2 separate regions of the Homo sapiens genome follow, and region 1 is linked to region 2. Evidence: chromatin contacts called from ENCODE Hi-C or POLR2A ChIA-PET data. All regions are on one chromosome and are shown on one strand. The core of a region is the stretch at or near the end of the contact, and the rest is flanking DNA. Distances in the headings are between cores, read along the strand shown. Region 1 holds the start of CD164 (CD164 molecule). Region 2 holds the start of BEND3 (BEN domain containing 3).

The links. Hi-C counts contacts between places; a loop is a spot of excess contacts on that map. ChIA-PET counts read pairs that join two places held with the same protein, here RNA polymerase II (POLR2A). Pooled maps may share reads with other maps.
Region 1: a pooled map shows a loop between it and region 2 (7-fold over the local background). The contact joins the promoter of CD164 here to the promoter of BEND3 in region 2. A Hi-C loop is called at or near these places in 7 of 50 pooled maps. POLR2A ChIA-PET finds 5 or more read pairs at or near these places in 2 of 52 experiments (activated CD8-positive, alpha-beta memory T cell and activated T-cell).

What each region holds. Positions count from the first base shown.
Region 1 is chr6:109,381,104-109,383,803 of GRCh38, forward strand. It overlaps CD164 (CD164 molecule), which reads right to left and starts at 1,364. Exons shown (of 6, transcript NM_006016.6): 1 at 1,101-1,364. The coding sequence starts at 1,275. RefSeq lists a silencer at 822-1,101 and enhancers at 1,257-1,766, 1,322-1,671, 1,752-1,981.
Region 2 is chr6:107,114,160-107,116,859 of GRCh38, forward strand. It overlaps BEND3 (BEN domain containing 3), which reads right to left and starts at 1,356. Exons shown (of 4, transcript NM_001367314.1): 1 at 931-1,356. RefSeq lists silencers at 70-979, 1,110-1,159, 1,200-1,249 and enhancers at 1,842-2,605, 2,606-2,700.

The sequences.
Region 1 (2,700 bases), core at 114-2,613, 2.3 Mb after region 2:
GTAAACATTACTCCTTAACTAATGTTAACTAGAATAACCAATCATACGAGACTGCAGGTTTTAAACCTCTAGTGTTTCTCCCGCTTATTACCTCAAACTTATCTTCCTTCTCTCTTTTGTGTTGTCACGGTATATGGCAATTTCTGCTTTAAAATGTATGTATGCCTTAACCAGCCCTATGCGACTGCACATAACAAAAGACACGCTCCTGATCGGGTTTTAGAAAACCCACAGACCTGGGCACAAACCCCCGTTCCACGACCTACTAAACATACGCTATCTGAGCACAGGACATAGTTAAGAAAATTTTAAAAACAATTGAAAAAAGAATAAACATACAATGTCAGGAGAGTTTACTCATCTCCGTCTCTGCATCTACCTCCTAGGTTTCACTACCTACCTTCCAGTTTAGCCTTAGGATACGTACGCAAAACACCCGGTACATACATGGGTACTTTTCTTCCTTTTCGCATACTTTGAAGTGTGAAGTTTTCACTAACTACGTGCTCAAACGTCAGCTACATTCTATTCCTATCTGCAAAACCAATGTAATTAAATCTCAAGCGACCTTCTCAGACTCAAGTCTGAGACACGAACGAGCATTACCGTCTTTAAGTTTCTCTTTCCCGGACTTCCGGAGAAGGCTACCTCCGGAGAGAGGCGCCGGGAGGGTGAACAACCAGTGGCAGGGAGAGGCAGCTCGGCCCCACCGCCAACCTCAGAGGCGCGACGCCCGGCCCCATCCTCAACCCCACCGCTGCCCCCGCGGAAGGAAGCCACGTCCCCATTTCCGACCCCAAGTGAGGCTAGGAATTACGATGCACTTTTAAAAGGCACCTCGACTTGCAACACTTCGAGGGGGGCCCCAGCCCCGCAGCCACTGGGAACCGCGCGTCCGCTTCCCCCCAGCGCGCTCCCCACCCGGCCCGGCCACGAGTGGACTCCAGGCTGGCCGCCATGTTGCCGGAGTCGCCGCCGCACCCCGAGCGCGGCCCGCCCGCCCGACCGTGGCCCGAACCCGGGCCCCGCCCGCACGGCGAGGAGGCAGTGCGGCTCGGCTGGGCAGGGGAGGGCGGGAAGCCCACAGGGCCCGCGCCCACCTGGTGCCGGAGTGGTGACCAGCGGGAGGGACGTCACCGGCGCCGAGGTTACGTTGGAGATGGGCGCTAAAGTCGTCACGTTCGGGTGCTGGGTCGTGTTCTTGTCCGCGGACAGCACGCAGAGCACGCCCAGGCAGGTGGCGGCCCAAAGCAGTGAGCGGGAGAGCCGCGACATCGTGTCCTCAGCGCTGGCGTTCGGGAGAAAGCTAAGGCTCGCAACGCTCAGTCAACCCCTCAATCCCCTGCGGCGCCGCCTCCGAGACTACGCTCCCCCGCGGGAGCGCGCAGGGGTCACGTGAGAGGCCCCTGTTTTCGGCGTGCGGGGGCGAAGAGGAGGGAGGTGGGGCTCGGACGATACCAACGGGAATCCTACGGGGGGAAGCAGGGGAGTCGGGAGGAAGCCGAAGGAACCTGGCCCTCAAAGCGACTGTGCCACAGCCAAGAAAACTGGGAGCTTCTGCAAATCGTTCTTCTTGCCCTCAGATTACCAGACACGACGCAGCTGGACTTGTCTCATGCCTGCGATAGGGACGGCCCCCACCCTGACTTGCATGGAACAGTCGACATAATGTGGCCTACTGCTTCCACCTGAGCGCCCCGCCAGGCTGTAATTCCGCGGGCCCACGTGACCTCCGGGGCCGCGCCTTCCGGACGCAACTCCACTGGGGCGGAAGTTGGTTTTGTGCGGCTCTCAAGAACTAAGTTTGTGCTGTGCTGCGGGATCCCCAGGGAGCTTCCTTATATCTTCGGCAGGACCCCTTCTTTTTTTCTTGAAGATTGATTTTGCTAGAAGTTATCCTGTGATGGGACTCCCTAGGGGAATGGAGGCACCACGTGGTTAAGGAGTTTGTGCGTTGCCGCCCACATAGTGTGGGCAGCTGAGGCGCCGCCCGGATCAGAGCCGCAGGGCGTCTACTCTGTCACTTTCCCAACCTGACTTTTCCGGATTGCTATTTCAGACGGCGGTTGCAGCAGCCGACCTGTCTCAACTCCACCACTGTAGTCAGAGAATCAAAAGCGGTCTGAGTTGCGAGGTCATTGGGGAGGCCCCCACCCCCACATTACCAGTGAGGAAACTGAGACTTAAAAAAGTGACCTGACCTGGACACGGGATTGCCTGACATCAGAGCTGGATTCTTAAGTTCCTGTTAGTGTTAAGGCGCTGCTCAGACTTTTAGTAAAGGTGAGCGCCATCTACTGCCAAGTCTCACAAAATATTCGCAAAATTTGATACGGTTATCACATGGTAAAAATTAGACTTTAAAAGTTGTATTTAATGCTGTGTTTTCAGCTGTTGTACACTTATGTAATTTTAATTATGCAAAGTTATCCTAATAATATAGGAATATTAATTGCTTTCGTGAGGTCTGTCTTGATGTGCCACGATGACTTTTTTGATGTGCCAAAAAAGATGACTACATAGTGCTTTTACCTTTTTGCTCAAATAGAAAGATTTTATTTCCCCTTGGGATCTTTTCAGTGTCGTCCTTCTGTACCCTCAGGACTATGAACATTTGTTCCAATGACTACGCTAGTTGGAGTAGTGTTGCTTGGATGTAAACAAAAAGCTGATAGTTTTGACTGATCCAGCCCAGAAGCA
Region 2 (2,700 bases), core at 106-2,605:
AGGGCCTCCAAATCGGTGGTGCACAGCTCACGGATGAGGCAAGGGCAAAGCATGCGTGGGAAATCACGTTTATCATAGAGAAGGAAAGGAGCGCTCACGAGGAGCGGCGAGCGCCCCAGGCTTCAGCTTTGCGGCCGGCCGGCCAGGCCTCGCGCCAGCCCGGGTGCACACCCAAGGCGCCGGGCCCGCCTCCAGCTCCTGGGCAGCGGGAACCGCGAACCGCCGTGGAACGGCCGGGAAGGGAGCGCTGCGCCCCCTGGCGGCGGGGCCCATCCCTCTCCGCTCCCGGCCGCCGCCGCCGCGGGCCGGCCTCGCTCCATTTGCAGCCTCCGGAGGCTTCGTTCCTCCGAGCGGCTGCTCCCCCGGCCTCCCGCTCGCCGCCCGGCATCTCCCTCCAGTCCCCGCCCCCTGCTCCCGCTCCGACACCCCCTTCCACACGCCGAGCAGTGCCCCGCCAAAGCCCCGCCGAGCGCGAGCGCCAAGCCGCCGCGAGTACGGCAGAGCCTTCCGGCCGCCCCGGCCGCTCCATCGCGGCGCCCGGCGGGGGTGCGGGGCCGGCGCGCGGCGCGAGTGGGGCGGGCGGCGGCGGCGGCGCGGACGGTTCCACCGCGCGAACCCCCCGCCCCCGCGCGGCGCGCGTGCTCCCCAGAACGCCATGGAGCCGCCGCGTTCCGAGCGGGCACAAAGGGGCGCGCAGCACAATGGGCGCGGCGAGCCCGTGGGCGCCCGGCGCCCGCTCCGGTCGCTCGGCCCGCGCGGGGGTGGGCGCTACTACCGGCGGGCGCGCTCGGAGCAGCCCCCCTCCGCGTCCCCTCCCCTGCTCCCGCCCCCACCCCGGCATGGATGTTGCAGCCACTCTACCGGCCGCTCGCCCCGGAGCCGCCAACGCTGCCGCCGCCGCGCGGCCGGCTTGATCCGCCCCGCACTTACCTGGGACGCGAGTTCTGTACTTTGCCGGGCGGGCCCGCGCCGAGTTTGGGCGCCACGTGGGGGGGAGGGCGCGGGGCCGGGGAGTGGGGGCCGCGCGCGGAGGGCCTGGCCAGGGCGGCCCGGGGAGGCGCTGGGGGCGGCGGGCGGGCGAGCGCCGTGTATTTTCCCCTCTCTTTGTGTGTGTCCGTGCGCTGCGCTCTCGCGTGACGTGACGGGACTCCGTGTGTCATTTCCGCACAAGGACACAGGAGCCCCCGCTGCAGTGGAACCACAACCCCTCCGCCCCCACCCCCGGCCCGCCCCTCCCCCTCAGCGGGGCACACGCGGGACCGGCGGCGGCGGCGCTCGGGCGTGAACGGCCGCGGCGGGGAGCTCGGGCGCGCACTCCCGGGACCCAGGCGGCCCGGCGCGCTCGGCCAGCGCAGTGGCTCCACGTGGGCCCGCGCTGGCTGCCCGGGGCGGGGGCGGCGGCCGCGCACCCACGGCGCGCCGGGCAGGCGCCGCGAACAATGTCCCCTGTACCCCATGTGTCCTCCCACCGCGAGTTCGTCCTCGGAAACGTGGTTTCTCAGACCCGAGAGTTTGGCCCCAAACGGCTTTTTCTACTTTTTTGCCCCTTGCGGGACGGCGACTGTGCGGAGCTTGTCCCGCCTCGCGCCCACGCCTCTCCCGCATTTTTGGCCTTTGGGCCGCAGCCCAGGCCCCCGGGGCCGGTCTTCCCGCGCCGCCACCGGCACAAAGACCTTGGGGCGCGAGGGCCCGGGTGGCTCCTGCGGCCCCGCGGGGCGGCATGGAGTCCGGCGGGACCCGGGAGAGCGACCCTGGCGCTGGGAAAAGCTGGCTCTGGCCACTCCCCCTGCACGGTGGCCGCCCTCTGTTGTGAGCCTCAGAGCTAAAATCTGCTCTTGCAACCCGAAGTTCTGGGGTGTGAGGCTGCGGAGCGAGAGCTTCGGAAGCGCCCGCGCTCACAGACACACACCCCACAAACACAAACCCACGGGCTGTCTGCGCCGAGCGCCTAAAATAGAAAAACACGAGTCACCAACTCAATAAAGGCTGATTCTGTCTACTCCTAACTCTTGGACTGTAGATTCCCAGTTGATAAATACGAAATCTACCCCTCGGGTATTTTCTCAAGTCTCAGTGGCTGGGTAGGGGGAGGGGGAGGTGCTGGGTGAGAGTCAGGGAAGCCCAATTCAACAGTTTAGCCACGTTTGTATTTTAGGCAAACAATGAGAATGTAAATTTAAGAAAAATCCTTTAATTTGCCGATCAAAGAAAGTATAAAAAGAAAAATGCAAATGATCCCATCTGCTGCTCACAGCTGACTGGCTGCAAGGGAGGACCATGTGGCACGGCCCTGCGCGGTCAGTGAATAGGTAGAATAGATTTTTAAAAGAAGGCATATGTTGGCTCCTTGCTGCCCAGTCGCGGCGAGGGTTTGAATTAACGTATAGTTTGGGTTTACCGTACCCTCCTTCAGACCACTCCAATTGGGAATTTAGTAATTATGCAAGTTCCCCCCCTTCGGGCTTGAAATCAAAAGGCACAGGGTTAAGTTTGAGGAACTACGTGGAACATTCTCGAGCTGTATTTGGATTACTGGTTTAGTGAAGTCAGTACTAATTGCTATGCAAAATTAAGCAAGCAGCCTGAAGAACCAAGCCCTGCATCCAGGGGGTGCTTTTATAGAAGAATCTATACGTGCTCAGTGTCATTGAAAACAGGATGATGAAAAGAATGGGGCCGAGATAGCAGCCCTTCAAATTC